3 separate regions of the Homo sapiens genome follow, and regions 2 and 3 are each linked to region 1. Evidence: chromatin contacts called from ENCODE Hi-C or POLR2A ChIA-PET data. All regions are on one chromosome and are shown on one strand. The core of a region is the stretch at or near the end of the contact, and the rest is flanking DNA. Distances in the headings are between cores, read along the strand shown. Region 1 holds the start of SLC8B1 (solute carrier family 8 member B1). Region 2 holds the start of PEBP1 (phosphatidylethanolamine binding protein 1). Region 3 holds the start of WSB2 (WD repeat and SOCS box containing 2).

Region 1 (4,665 bases), core at 1-2,500:
CCACCATGCCCAGCTAATTTTTGTATTTTTAACGGAGACGGGGTTTCGCCATGTTGGCCAGGCTGGTCTGGAACTCCTAGCCTCAAGTGATCTGCCGGCCTTGACCTCTCAAAGTGCTGGGACTACAGGCGTGAGCCACCACACCCAGCAGAGGAATTCCAGAACCTGCCCAAGGTCACACAGCAAGAGGGTCACAGAGCCCACAGCCCCTCCGACAGGGAACTTAAGGGCAAGAAGGAAGTTGAGTTGCTCAAAGACCGCGGGTTAGCAGTGGGGCCGGGCTGGTCACCACCATGTGCCTCTTCCCTCAAGACCAGGGCCAAAATGGCTTCAATATATTTCAAAGGAATTAAACTGGAAAAACAAAAGTCCTCAGCAAACTAAATTTCCTGTTTTGGCTTTTTCATGTGTTCTACGATGAGTATGTCTTATTTTTGCAATCAGGAAACCAAACCCCATAAAAACGTTTTTTTCTTTAAGTCTGCGCAGGTGTTTCTCAATGTACTGGCAGCCTGAGGGGAGGGAGAGGAGGTAGGGAGGGGAAGAGAGGTCAGAAAGGCGCCTGTCCCAGCCAGGTTCCTTACCTGTCCACGGAAGACACGGCCCTTCCTCTTCTATGGTTCTCCCGAACCCCTCCAACTGGAGTCCGAGTTACTCTATTTGGCACCAAGTTCAAACAGGACACCCCTGGTTTCAAATTCGTCTCGGCCACTTACTATCTGTGTGGCCTTAAGGAAGTCACTTCACCTCTCTGGGCCTCTTATTCCTCATGTGTGAAATGGACACAAATGCTGGCCGACGCGGTATACAATAAGAGCTCAATAAATGTTCGCGTCCCTGATGTCCCCAACACCTGAAGATCAGCATGCGTCTCGTCTCTCTTTGCTGCCGATTTATTTTACTGATTCACTAGTGAGCATTTATTGAGCGCCTTCTGTACGCGTGGGCCGATGCCCAGCGCTCGGATGGTCGCCGACCTGCTAAGGGACAGGGGCGGGAAATCGGGGCTGCGCTTCCCAGGAAAGAGACCTCAGGAACATCTCCGTGCTCCGTTTCCCGTCCGGACGGAGGCTGAGAAGTCGAACTCGGGGCGCCCGGGTCCTCCGGCCGTGCGGGGAGGCGGCTCTTTCTTACCTCGGGCCGGGCCTGGGACCAGCAAACTCCGAACCTCGACCTCGCAGGGCCTCGCAGCCTTCCAGGTCCCTGGCCGCCGGACCGACCTTGCGCCAGCGAAGCCGCCAGTCCGGGTGCCCCGCCTGCTGCAGCGTCCGGGCCCCTACTCTTCCCGTCCGGGCCCGCCCCGGCTCGCCCCGCCCCGGTCTCGGCCACGCCCTCAGGACACGCCCCCTCGGGGCTCGCCCCGCCCCTGCCCTTAAAGGTACAGCTCCCGGGGAGCTTCGTAGGGTCTTCCCACTCTCCACCGTCCTCTCCCTCCGCTTTGAAACTGAGATACAAGCCGATGGGTAAGGACTGCAGGAAGCCGGAGAGGGACATTTAGAGGGTGAAACTAGGAGGTTCATTTCCCGAGGGTAGAGGAACCAGAGGGTGTCAAGCTGCTCCTGGTAATGAATGGTGACAAAGAGGTTTGGGAAAATCCCAGGTGGAGAAAGCCCCACCCTGCCCAGGAAAGTTCTCGCGGTTTCACTGAAATCCTTCTGAGATCCTAATTGGGTTCAACATTCCCCTCTAGTAGCATAGCTTTTTTTTTTTAATTTAAATTTTAATTTTTTAAGCCAGGGTCTCACTCTATCGCCCAGGCTGGAATGCAGTAGCAGCTGTCACGGCTCACTAAAGCCTCGACCTCCGAGGCTCAAGCAATCCTCCCACCTCGGCCTCCCAAGTAGCTGGGACTGCAGGCAAGTGCCATCATGCCCGGCTAATTTTGTTCATTTTTTGTAAAATGTTCTTACTATGTTGGTCAAACTGGTCACGAACTCCTGGGCTTATATAATCCTCCCGCCTCAGCCTCCCACGTAGCTGAGACCACAGGTGTGTGCCACCAAACCAGGCTAGTTTTTAAAATTTTTTATAGAGACGAGGTCTCTATATGTTGCCCAAGTTGGTCTCAAACTCCTGGTCTCAAGCGATCCTTCTGCCTCTGCCTCCCAAAGTGTCAGAGCTGTGTAAACCAGAGCAACTCCATCTCGAGTGGGGCTGGGTAAAATGAGGCTGAGACCTACTGGGCTGCATTCCCAGACGGTTAAGGCATTCTAAGTCACAGGTTGAGATAGAAGGTGGGCACAAGATACAGGTTATCATAAAGACCTTGCTGATAAAACAGGTTGCAGTAAAGGAGCCAGCCCAAACCCACCAAAACCAAGATGGTGACAAGAATGACCTCTGGTTGTCCTCACTGCTGCACTCCCATCAGCGCCATGGCAGTTTACAAATGCCATGGCAACGTCAGGAAGTTACCCTATATGGTCTAAAAAGGGGAAACATAGATAATCCACCCCTTGTTTAGCATATCATCAAGAAATAACCATAAAAATGGGCAACCAGCAGCCCTCAGGGCTGTTCTGCCTATGGAGTAGCCATTCTTTTATTCCTTTACTTTCTCAATAAACTTGCTTTCACTTTACTCTATGGAATCACCCTGAATTCGTTCTTGCGCGAGATCCAAGAACCCTATCTTAGGGTCTGGATCAGGACCCCTTTCCTGTAACAAAAGTGCTTGGATTACAGGTGTGAGCCACCATGCCCACCTTTTTATCTAATATTTAAAATTTGTATTTAATTTTTTCCCTTTTCTTTTTGCTAATCTCTGTATTGTTCCAATTTTAGTATATGTGCTGCCGAAGGGGGCACATAGCATCGTTTTTAAAAGAAGGTGGCAAACAAATCAAGACCGAGGAGTTAGTGATCTGCTGATGGATGTACCAGTATCTCCCCCTATTTCCAGTTTCCCAGCCTCCTGGGGAAGCTCTGTTCATCCTGCCTTTTCTTCTGTTGGGGGGATGGGGGAATGGGAGGAGGCAGGCATGGGGCCTGGACCTGGGGTCCTTAAGGCTGGAGTGTGTCCTCCCAGGCCACTCCTGCCTGCAGCCCCACTTCTGCCATTAGCATGCATCTAGTCACCCCATCTCTTATCCTTACGGTAGGACCTGCTTCCTCGTCATGGGCAGGACCCAGGCCCAACGCCAAGCCTGGCATTCAAGGCCCTTCAGCATCCAGCCCTAGCACACCTTTCTGAAATCGTCTTTCACCCCTACCTCCACCTCCTGCCCAGTAGTGCTCCCTGTTCCCTGAACGTATCGGCCTCTTGCTCACAGCCACCTGCCTCTGCTCCTTCCGAGCCCCCTGCCCTGATGACACCCTATCTCTTTTCCACCTGACAAACTCTTACTCATGTTGTCAGGCTCAGCTCAGAGGTCACCGCCACTAGGGGGTCTTCCACCCTCCCCCCAACCCCTCCACATGGCCACAGGGCTCCCCACCTTCAGAGCACACCTCTAATTCCCACCTCTGGGCAGGTGACATTGTGATCTGGAGCATGATGTGTTTGGAATCGCAGAACATCAGGTTTCTGTAGGACCTTCTATAAACACTTAGAGCCTCTCTTTGAGCCTCAGTTTCCCCCTTGGTGAAATGGGAGTGATACTAGTACCAACCTCCTGAGGTCCTTCCAGATGTTTTTCCTTATCTTTTTTGAGACAGGGTCTCCTTCTGTCACCCAGGCTAGAATGCAGTGGTGTGATCTTGGCTCACTGCATCCTTGACCTCCTGGGCTCAAGCGATCCTCCCGCCTCAGCTTCCCAAGTAGCTGTGACTACAGTCGTGTGCCACCATGCCTGGCTCGTTTTGTTCATTTTTTGTAGAGACAGGGTGTCACTATGTTGCCCAGGCTGGTCCTGAACTCCTGGGCTCATGCAATCCCCCCACCTTGGCCTCCCAAATTGCTGTGATTACAGGCATGAGCCACCATGCCTAGCTGAAATAGGACACTGTGAAGAGCCCCAAACCCCATGCTGGATGCTGAGTCAACACTCCCTCAGTGGAAGGGTTTGTTGTCCCCATTAATTATTCCATTGTTGGCTGGGCGTGGTGGTTCGCACCTGTAATCCCAGCACTTTGGGAGGCTGAGGTGGGCAGATCACCCGAAGTCAGGAGTTCAACACCAGCCTGGCCAACATGGCAAAAACCCGTCTCTACTAAAAATACAAAAATTAGCCAGGCATGTGGCACAAGCCCACAATCTCAGTTACTTGGGAGGCTGAGGCACGAGAATTGTTTGAACCTGGAAGGTGGAGGCTGCAGTGAGCCCAGATCATGCCACTGCACTCCAGCCTGGGTGACAGTGAGACTCCATCTCAAAGAAAAATAAAAAATAAAAATTATTCCATTGTTACAACAATGCATTAACTTACCTTTCCATGTCCCCCACAGGCTGGGAGCACCTCGAAGCAGCACCAGGCCAGGTTCATCCCCATGTCCAGGCTGCCAGCACAGGGGCGTTCACAGTAGTGTCTGTGTGTCACAATCTCCAAGCCTGCTCCGGGGTCATCCTACTCCGGGGTCAGCTTTTCCCCAGGTCATCTGCTGCTTGAGAAGTAACTCCAGAATTGCTGAGTTTGAAGTCCTCCTTCCCCAAGGGGCCTGACCCTGGTAGCTAGGGTGAGGCTTAGATATCACCATTCTAGGTCAGCAGAGCAGGTGGGTTACTAC
Region 2 (4,665 bases), core at 726-3,225, 4.8 Mb after region 1:
GGCCTGACGACCTATTTTTGATATGACTATTTTATAATGGTAGGATATAATGCAATCTTTTGGTGAATAAACAACAAAATCATCTATACTCATATTATTTTTAAATAGGAAAGATATACCCTAAATGATTACTGACGTTTATAACAAAGTAGTGGGATAGAAGGGGATTTCTACTTCTTTGGGTTTTTTTCTTTGATTTTCTACAATGAACTCGTATTATTTCCTAGTAAGAATGTAAATCAAGAGACAACTTTTTATTCCATGGGAGGAATTATCAATGTCAAGAGTCAAAACAGATAAGAACTGTTAAATAGTGCTTATTGGCTGGGCGCGGTGGCTTATTGCCTGTAATCCCAGCAGTTTGGGAGGCTGAGGCAGGCGAATCATGAGGTCAGGAGTTCGAGACCAGCCTGGCCAACATGGTGAAACTCTGTCTCTACTAAAAATACAAAAATTAGCTGGGCGCGGTGCCGCCTGCCTGTAATCCCAGCTACTCGGGAGGCTGAGACAGGAGAATTGCTTGAACCCGGGAGGCAGAGGTTGCAGTGAGCTGAGATCACGCCACTGCACTCCAGCCTGGGCGACAGAGCAAGACTCCGTCTCAAAAAAAAAAAAAAAAAATAGTGCTTATCATATTCAGCAAAAAGCAAGCAGCTTGTGGTCACAGTAAGAGCAGTTTTGGTATGAATAAATATGGTTTAAAATTGTTTTTCAAAAAACAAACATAAAAAACCAAAACCCAAACATTTCTCAGGAATTTTGTGAGGACGAATTTTGTGTGTGGAGAAAACGGACAAATACATTTCCCCATATATTTAAATGCTCAAAAGTTCACTCAGGTGCTCTCACCAGGCAATTACTATGACAAGTGATCACGTGCGAAAATACAGAGAATCTGGCTCGTTTTAAAGTGCAGGAGAAAAGCAAGGCCTTACTGTTTCTGAATTTGCTGTGTGTGTGTGTGTGTGTGTGTGTGTGTGTGTGTGTGTGTATGAGAAGATGGGATCTGGCTCTGAAGCGCAGACAGGAGTGCAGTGGCAAGATCGTAGCTCACCGCGGCCTCAAACTCCTAGATTCAAGAAGTGATCGGCCGGGCGTGGTGGTTCACGCCTGTAATCCCAGCACTTTGAGAGGCCGAGGTCAGGAGATCAAGATCATCGTGGCTAACACGGTGAAATCCCGTCTCTACTAAAAATACAAAAAATTAGCCGGGCGTGGTGGCGGGCGCCTGTAGTCACAGCTACTCGGGAGGCTGAAGCAGGAGAATGGCGTGAACCCGGGAGGCGCAGCTTGCAGTGAGCCGAGATCACGCCACTGCACTCCAGCCTGGTCAACACAGAGAGACTCCGTCTCAAAAAAAAAAAAAAAAAAAAGTGATCCTCCCGCCCCAGCCTCCGGAGTAGCTAGGACTACAAGCATGCACCACTGTGTCTGGCTTTTTTCTTTTTTTCTTTTTTTTTAAGTTTTCTGTAAAGACGGGGTCTTGCTACCTTGTCCAGGATGGTCTCAAACTCCTGGGCTCAAGCGATCTTCCTGCTTTGGCCTCCCAAAGTGCTGGGAATACAGGCATGAGCCACCGCGACAGGCCATGTTGCTGAATTTGGAAAGTGGAGCAAAGAATCATGCAAAAAATTAAGAAAACCAAAACGCAACCAAGGCGAATTCAATTGCATTTTTTTTTCCCAGCGACACTTTCTGAGACACGAACCTCTCTCTTCGGCGAACCTATTCCAGGGCGCCCTTCATTTTCATTTCTTGAAACAACAGCCTTGCAGGCCGAGCCGCTGTTCCCGAGAACTCGGCAGCCACAGGGAGCAGGTTGCATGGACCCAGGAGCGCGAGAGGCCCTGCTCTGCCAGCTTCGGCCAATCAGAGGCCAGGGAGCGGTGGGCGTGACGTGGGGCGGTGCGCGGGGCTGGGCGGCGGCTGAGGCGCGTGCTCTCGCGTGGTCGCTGGGTCTGCGTCTTCCCGAGCCAGTGTGCTGAGCTCTCCGCGTCGCCTCTGTCGCCCGCGCCTGGCCTACCGCGGCACTCCCGGCTGCACGCTCTGCTTGGCCTCGCCATGCCGGTGGACCTCAGCAAGTGGTCCGGGCCCTTGAGCCTGCAAGAAGTGGACGAGCAGCCGCAGCACCCGCTGCATGTCACCTACGCCGGGGCGGCGGTGGACGAGCTGGGCAAAGTGCTGACGCCCACCCAGGTACACCGGGCGGCGGGCGTGCAGCGAGCGGCACGGCGCGGAGGCCTGTGCCGGCCTCCTGGGTGGGACCCAGCGGAGACAGGGCCAGGGGCGGTGGGGAGGTTCAGCCTGCGTGTGTCGAGGCCCCCCCAGGCCAGAGGTCCCGGGGTCCATGTCCCATGCCTGGGGGCCACCCCGAGCACCGGGAACCCGGCCTGTGGCGTGGCCAGGCAGGTTCGGCCTGCGGCAGAAATTCATTCACTTTTCCCGGGCTTCAGACCCAAGAGGGACCTAGGTTCGGAAACAGGCCGGATCCCCCTCTCCCCCCACAGGCCAGGGCGCTGGAGAGGGACGTCGCCGGGACAGAGTAGGCTGTGGCTGCCCGGACGCCCCCAGAGCTTCCCCTAGGGCCTCAGCATTTTAGGCCTGGTTTTGGAGGGCTGAAGCCTCACCCGAGAGCCTGTGACGCATTATGTAACTGGCGATGAGCGCGCCGGCCGATTTCTCCTTTGTTAAATGGGTCGAGAGCGTCCAGCCGGTACGCTGGAGGGCAACGGTTTAGTTTTGGTCTTTGACCTCCCACGCCCACGGCTGGGGCTGCCGAAAGTGAAGAAACTAGATTTGCAGACGCCACTGCTAGTTGGTTATGAAGCTCCGGGCAACAGCGTAAAATAAACTGCCCCGACCTTACATTGTTTTGGATGTTCACAGAATTTAATTTTTTTGGATGTTTAAATATGTAGTGCCCATCTAACACAGCCTCCCTTTTCCTGCTCCCTGCCCGCCTCTCATCACCTTGGCTTTCTCCTTTTCTTTGCACTTTGAAACGTACAGTTAATGCAGATTTCACTTCAGCAGGCTCCAGGTAACCTCCTGATCACCAAATCCAGAAACGCTGTGATTCCGGACAGACAATGTAAGGGTGTCGTTGAGAGGGGACTCAGTGCCAGGGTTGGAATCCCAGCCTTATCTGTTTCTCTTAATAGTGTGCTGGGATACTAGCCCCATGGTGTTGTTGGGACTGAAATAATATACAGCCTGGGCAACATAGCAAGACCCCAACTCTACAAAAAAAAATTGGCCAGGTGTGATGGTGTGAGCATGTAGTTCCCAGCTGCTCAGGAGGCTGAGGTGGGAGGATCGATCGATTGAGCGCTGGAGGTTGAGGCTACAGTGAGCCTTGATAGCGTCACTACACTCCGGCCTGAGTGACAGAAGGAGACCTGGTCTCAAATAAAATACATAACGTATATAAAACTCCAGCTCCTGGCTCTTACAGTCAATACAGGGTCATTGATTTTATTAAAAATCTATTCTGTTTTGTCTTTGGAGAGTCTGAGATCAAAGAAAGAGTATTGGTTTCTTCAGCATTTCTTGTTTTTGAGACAGAGTCTCACTCTGTCGCCCAGGCTGGAGTGCAGTGGGGTGATCTTGGCCGCCTGCAGCCTCTGCCTCCCCAGCTCAAGTGATCCTCCCACCTCAGCCTCCCGAGTAGCTGGGATTACAGATTCCCGCCACCATGCCCAGCTAATTTTTGTAGTTTTAGTAGAGGCAGGTTTCACCGTGTTGGCCAGGCTGGTCTCAAACCCCTGACCTCAAGTGATCCTCTCTCCTAGGCCTCCCAAAGTGCTGGGATTACAGGCGTGAGCCACCACACCCAGCCAGTTTCTTCAGCATTTCTGACTTTTTTACTGCAAACTGGTTCCTTCATACAGGTTAAGAATAGACCCACCAGCATTTCGTGGGATGGTCTTGATTCAGGGAAGCTCTACACCTTGGTCCTGACAGACCCGGATGCTCCCAGCAGGAAGGATCCCAAATACAGGTGAGAGGTGAGAAAGACGAGAAGAGCAGGTCATGCAGAGATGAGTTATCGGGTGTAAGTCCCTTGCTGGACACAGAGAAGTAGACCTGGTTTGGGATGCCCCCACCCATGCTTAAGCCAGAGAGTGCCTTTCCTGCCCTTTTGCCCCCCTACAGCAGGTGTCTGTAACTCACAGCCGAGAGCCATATCCACCTGTGGCCTGTTTTTATACAGCCCCATGAGCTAAGAATGGTTTTTACATTTTTATTTAGTTATTTATTTTTTATTTTTTTGAGACAGAGTCTCAGTCACCCAGGCTGGAGTGCAGTGGCATGATCTTGGCTCACTGCAACCTCCACCTCCCAGGTTCAAGTGATTCTCATGCCTCAGCTAACCGAGTAGCTGGAATTACAAGCGCCCACCACCATGCCTGGCTAATTTTTGTATTTTTAGTAGAGACGGGGTTTCACCTTGTCCAGGCTGCTCTCGAACTCCTGACCTCAGGTGATCTGCCCGCCTCAGTCTCCCAAAGTGCTGGGATTACAGGTGTGAGCCACTATGCCCGGCCTGGTTTTCACATTTTTAAATGATTGGTGAAAAATTGAAAGAAGAATAGTACTTTATGATGTGGAAATTACACAAAATTTACCTGTCAGTGTCCATCAGTTAACGTTTTATTGGAGCAA
Region 3 (4,665 bases), core at 714-3,213, 4.7 Mb after region 1:
TAAAACATTACATTACAATTTATTTGATTACATGTAGCAGGAATATTTTAGACATGTTGTATTGAAAGAGTTTTTAAATTGTCACCTAGTTCTTTTTTCTTTTTTTTAATGTGGCTACTTGAACATTTTAAATTACATACGTGGCTCACATTAGACTTCTGTTGGTCGGGGCTGGCCTAGAGGGTGCCTGGCACATAGTAGACGTTCAACAAATATTTGCTGAATGAATAAGTGAAGTCTAACCATTGCTCTGAAGATTTCAACTGTTGCCCATTGTATTTCCTTTACAATGGGCTTTATTCCATTTGAAAATAAGTTAAAACTCTGGCCTTTTTTGTACAGTAACTTGGCAGCTCTCAACAACCCTGCCCACACCCTCAAAACGAAGTTGTCAATCTTTAGGAAAACCCCAGAACTGGAAACAGATTTCTGTTAAAAAGGCAGGCTAGCTACAGATTGCTTTCAGATTGAACTGTAAGGAGGCAATGGAAATCAAACGGAAGCTATAAAAAGATTCACATAGGATCTACACAAACAGTAGGGGCCCTTTTAAAAAGAATTCTACGGGTAACACTCACTGAAAAGAAAGCCCTTATCTAGATGGGAAGGAGAGAGAGCTGCCTTTAACTCAATGCCTGACTTCAGCAAACAAAGAAATGTCATTTCCTAAATTAAAAAGTAACACCACCCCAGGGAATACCCAGATTTCAACCTTCCCACCCACAGTAACAAGCCATCAGCAATCAGAACCCTCCAGACCAGGATGAAGCTTGAACTTGGCTGCAAGATTACCATGAAGTTCTGGAACAAATTCTGAGCCCTAGGCCTTGAACCTGCTCTGAAAATTTCTCCTAAGGAAATTACATTTAAACTCGGGTCCTTCAAGACCTGGGACTCCCGGAATCAATTCTAAATCTATCCCAAGTGGGGTTCCGAGGGAAGGTCGTTGGAGGGGAGAGGGCCAAGGCGTGCATGCGTCTTGGGGTTTTTTTCCCCTTGCATAAGAGACACACCTTTCCCACTGAGATTTTATGTTCATCTGGGCTGGCTTGAGGTATATCCAATATCCTCTGACTTCCACGCTGTCTTCTGATGGGGATGGCAGTTAACAAGAATAGAGGCAAGGTCCCCACCCATCAGTGTATCCTAAATTTGCCTGATCATACATGTCACCAGGGATCAGCGTCTCCAGTCCCGCCCCACCTCCACTGACTTAATCTCCAGTGGGAGAGGCTGGGAATAGATTGTTTCAATAGGGAACCCAGACCCCAGACCCCATTTTTACCGGGTCCCAGCCACCCTCCGAGGAAGGTACTAGGATTATCCCATTTTGCAGATCAAAACTGAGACGTGGGTGGCGGTGGTTCAGTGGCTTGTCCACTGTCACGATCACACAGCTTGTGAGGGACAGAGGTGACTCCCATCCAGACATGCAAGTGCGTCCCCTGGCACCTGGGTACCCAGGGGCACCCACCCCCTTGGGGATCTCCGTTTTAGGGCTTGGTGCCCCCCGCCCCGAGTCCCACCCGGGAGCCCCCTCTGTCCCGGTCGGGGGATCTCCTCCCGCAGAAGCCCGATCTTCCCGATCCTGTCGCCGGCGGGAGTCAGGGTGGCGGCCACTGACAACGAAAGTGAAACAAAGCTGGTCGCCGGGCGCGCACCCCCGCCGGCCCCGCGCGGACCTCCCAGGCCGGACGCCCCCGCCGCGTCCAGCCCCCGCCCCACCCCGCCCAGCCCGCCCCGGGGTCGCCTCCCCCCTCCCCGGGGAGAACGGGCCAGGGCCCCGCCGGGCGGGAACGGGCGCGCCCGGCCCCACTCACCTCCGGCCTCCATGGAGGACGCGAGCGGCCCCCGCGGCAGGCGGCGGGCGCCTCAGCCCCCCGGGCCGCGGGCCCTCATGCCGCCCCCGCGCCGCCCGCCCCGGCCAGGCCGCCGCCGCCGCCCGGAGAGGCCATCAGCTGCTTCCCGTCACATGGCGGTGGGCGCGGGCGGAGACGCGCGGGGGCGGGGCGCAGGGGAAACGGAGGGGGGGTGCGGACGGGATAAAAACGGTGGGGGGCAGCTGAGGGAAAAGATGGAAAATCGGGGAGGCGGTACGCTGACGGGATAAAAGCTGAGGGGTTGCTCAGGGGAAACGGGGGCGGGGAAGACGCGCGAACCAGATAAAAATGGGGCAGGGGTGGGGGGAGCTGAGCGGAAACGGGGTGGGGCGCGAACGGGATAAAACCCAGGGGTTGTGCGGGGTCCTGAGGGGAACCAGCGCCGGATAAAAACGGGGAAGGGAGGGAGGTGAACAGAGCTGAGGGAAACCGGGAAAAGGGGAGCGATAGAAACCGGAGTAGGGGAAGCCGGGCTCAGGGGAAAAGGGGGTGTTGGAGAGTGGTAGAGCCGGGCTGAGAGAAAAACCAAGCAGGGGAAGCGGCGATCCGGGGAGAACGGAGAGAGGGAGACCGAGGGCTGTGGGGGTAAGGGGAACCAAAGGGGCTGAAGCGAAATCGAGGGGAGGGGCAGGTGAAAATGGAGCCATGCGAAGGCCGATGAGGGGGGAAACGGGTAAAAATGGGGGCGGGAGAAATAGGTTGGAGGGAATACTGGCCGAGAAGAAACCTGGGGAGAGCTGGGCTTAGGGGAAAATGGGGAGGGGGTGGAAGGAAGGTGTAATAACCGGGTGCTGGGGAGGACGTAAGAATTGGGGGGTGCGGCGAGGGTCAAGGCTAGGGTAAAACAAGGGGGGCTACTCAATGGCTCCGGTAATGGGAGAGGGAAGTGAGGAGAACACGGGGCGGTGGGGAGAGGAGGGCAGGGTGAAAACCGGAGTGGGGGTGGGAACGAGATAAAAAACGGGGCAGGAGCGATTCGGAAGAAGACTGTCCCCTTACCTACCTACGGCGACAGCCTCGCCTGTCCCCGTCCCCCTGAGAAACCTGCTCTCCCTGTCTACCCGCATAGCCTCAAGAAATGGCTCGCTTGGGTCAGACGCCCCCTTTTTAACATTCCAGGGCCAGGGCAGGAGTCATCATGGAGGCTTTTCATGCCTGAAAGACCCCATTTCTTAGTTGTCCGGTCCCCAGTAGTATCAGTGGCTTGGGGATTTCTTACTGAGCTCAGCTCATTGTCCCCAAAATGCCTCCCCTTACCCCCAACTCGAGCGCTTCCCTTTCCTGCTTTGGGCCCAAGCTCTTCCCGCGGTTCTTGGTGTCAGCTTCATTCAAGTCACTCTCCCGCCTCTCATTCCTTTCTCCCCGCCTTTCTTCGCTTCCCTCCAAGTGCCCTCTCCATTTGCCGGTCACTGGTCCCAGAGCTCCGGATCGCAGTGGTTCCATTTTAAATTTCTTTGCTTCCTAACGCAACCTATGTTTTCTACGGTAACTGAGGTTCCCGTGTTCTTTTTCACCATGGTCTCTCCGTTTTAATGTTTCGGGTTTTTTTACCCAGGCCCCTGTTTTATGAGCCCTGGGTACGTCCTTCCTGTGTCCCGTTTGGCCTCCTGGGTTACACTCCTGTTCACCCCGCTTGGCCGGTTTTTTTTTTTCTTTTCTTTGAACCTGCCGGTTTCTCAGTCTCCCCCTTTTCCGCTGGCTACCTGTCCCTTTCTCGCCGCCCATGTTAACTTTAGCATGCCCCGTTCTCTCTCTTCATTTTCCACTGGGTATTTTTTATGTTTCCCAATTTTAAAAACGGCCCAGCGCACCCCTTTTTTTGGGACTCCACTTTTATCTCTGGCACCAGTGTCGGCCTCCTCCACCTCTGCTCCCATTTAATCGCTAATTTCCTGCCTCCTGAGGACCCCCGTTTTATTGTCCAGGCTCCCCCCTCCCATTTTTCTCTTCTCTAATTTTCTGAGTCTCCATTTTTTGTCTCCCAAATTCCTTCGATTCCTGGAGTCTTACAGGCCTCGTTTTTATGTACACGTCATGGAAAAGAATAAAAGGGTAAGGTCGCGGGGCGCGATGGCTCATGCCTGTAATCCCAGCACTTTGGGAGGCCAAGGCGGGCAGATCACCTGAGGTCAGGAGTTCGAGACCAGCCTGGCCGATATGGCCAAACCCAATCTCTACTAAAAATACAAAAATTAGCTGGGTGTGGTGGCGGGCACCTGTAAACCCGGCTACTCGGGAGACTGAGGCAGGAGAATCACTTGAACCCAGGAGGTGGAGGTTGCAGTGAGCTGAGATCTTGCCATTGCACACCAGCCTGGGTGATGGAGGCTCCGTCTGGAGGAAAAAAAAAAAAAAAAAACAAAAAAGGCGGGGCTGAGGTGAGAAGAATATTGTTACCAATTTTTAAAAAGCTAGTAAAAAAAATTTTTTTTGGCAAGTTCGTTTTTCCAAGTCTTTCAATTTACTAACCAGGTCTCAATCAAGATCACAAAAGCACTTACTTAAAAATAGCTTTATTCCATTATCTTTTAAAAAAGGCATATGATAACCTCAGAACTAATTTCTCCCAACCTCCCCCCACCACATCTTAAAATGTAAATAATGGAGAAGGAGCTGCTTATTTTTCTTTGCAGCAGTTCCTGGCCAGTCCCAACGTGAGAAATATCAGTTGGCACTTATTGCATCATAATACATTTTGCCTAGTAAGGATGATTTTCTAAGTCTCAGTGCATGGGTTATTGCAATTTTCCATCTTGTGTTTTCCTGCGGCAATTATGGGGCTTGT

What was found. A loop is a pair of places that touch in the nucleus more often than their neighbours do. ChIA-PET counts read pairs that join two places held with the same protein, here RNA polymerase II (POLR2A). Pooled maps may share reads with other maps.
Region 2: a loop to region 1 is called in a map of CD8-positive, alpha-beta T cell, with 5 times the contacts of the local background. The contact joins the promoter of PEBP1 here to the promoter of SLC8B1 in region 1. A Hi-C loop is called at or near these places in 1 of 168 maps with a recorded cell type or tissue (CD8-positive, alpha-beta T cell) and 2 of 50 pooled maps. POLR2A ChIA-PET finds 5 or more read pairs at or near these places in 1 of 52 experiments (CD4-positive, alpha-beta memory T cell).
Region 3: a loop to region 1 is called in a map of naive thymus-derived CD4-positive, alpha-beta T cell, with 22 times the contacts of the local background. The contact joins the promoter of WSB2 here to the promoter of SLC8B1 in region 1. A Hi-C loop is called at or near these places in 1 of 168 maps with a recorded cell type or tissue (naive thymus-derived CD4-positive, alpha-beta T cell). POLR2A ChIA-PET finds 5 or more read pairs at or near these places in 1 of 52 experiments (activated T-cell).

The regions. Positions count from the first base shown.
Region 1 is chr12:113,333,859-113,338,523 of GRCh38, forward strand. SLC8B1 (solute carrier family 8 member B1) reads right to left here and starts at 1,251. Exons shown (of 16, transcript NM_001358345.2): 1 at 585-1,251. RefSeq lists a silencer at 1,172-1,461.
Region 2 is chr12:118,134,149-118,138,813 of GRCh38, forward strand. PEBP1 (phosphatidylethanolamine binding protein 1) reads left to right here and starts at 1,976. Exons shown (of 4, transcript NM_002567.4): 1 at 1,976-2,196; 2 at 3,891-4,000. The coding sequence starts at 2,062. LOC101928274 (a long non-coding RNA gene) reads right to left here and starts at 1,844. Exons shown (of 4, transcript XR_945409.4): 1 at 1,709-1,844. RefSeq lists an enhancer at 1,771-2,271 and a silencer at 2,264-2,353.
Region 3 is chr12:118,059,216-118,063,880 of GRCh38, forward strand. WSB2 (WD repeat and SOCS box containing 2) reads right to left here and starts at 1,964. Exons shown (of 9, transcript NM_018639.5): 1 at 1,821-1,964. The coding sequence starts at 1,833. LOC124903030 (a long non-coding RNA gene) reads left to right here and starts at 2,245. Exons shown (of 2, transcript XR_007063479.1): 1 at 2,245-2,465. It overlaps VSIG10 (V-set and immunoglobulin domain containing 10), which reads right to left. Exons shown (of 9, transcript NM_019086.6): 9 at 4,378-4,665. RefSeq lists a silencer at 1,374-1,423.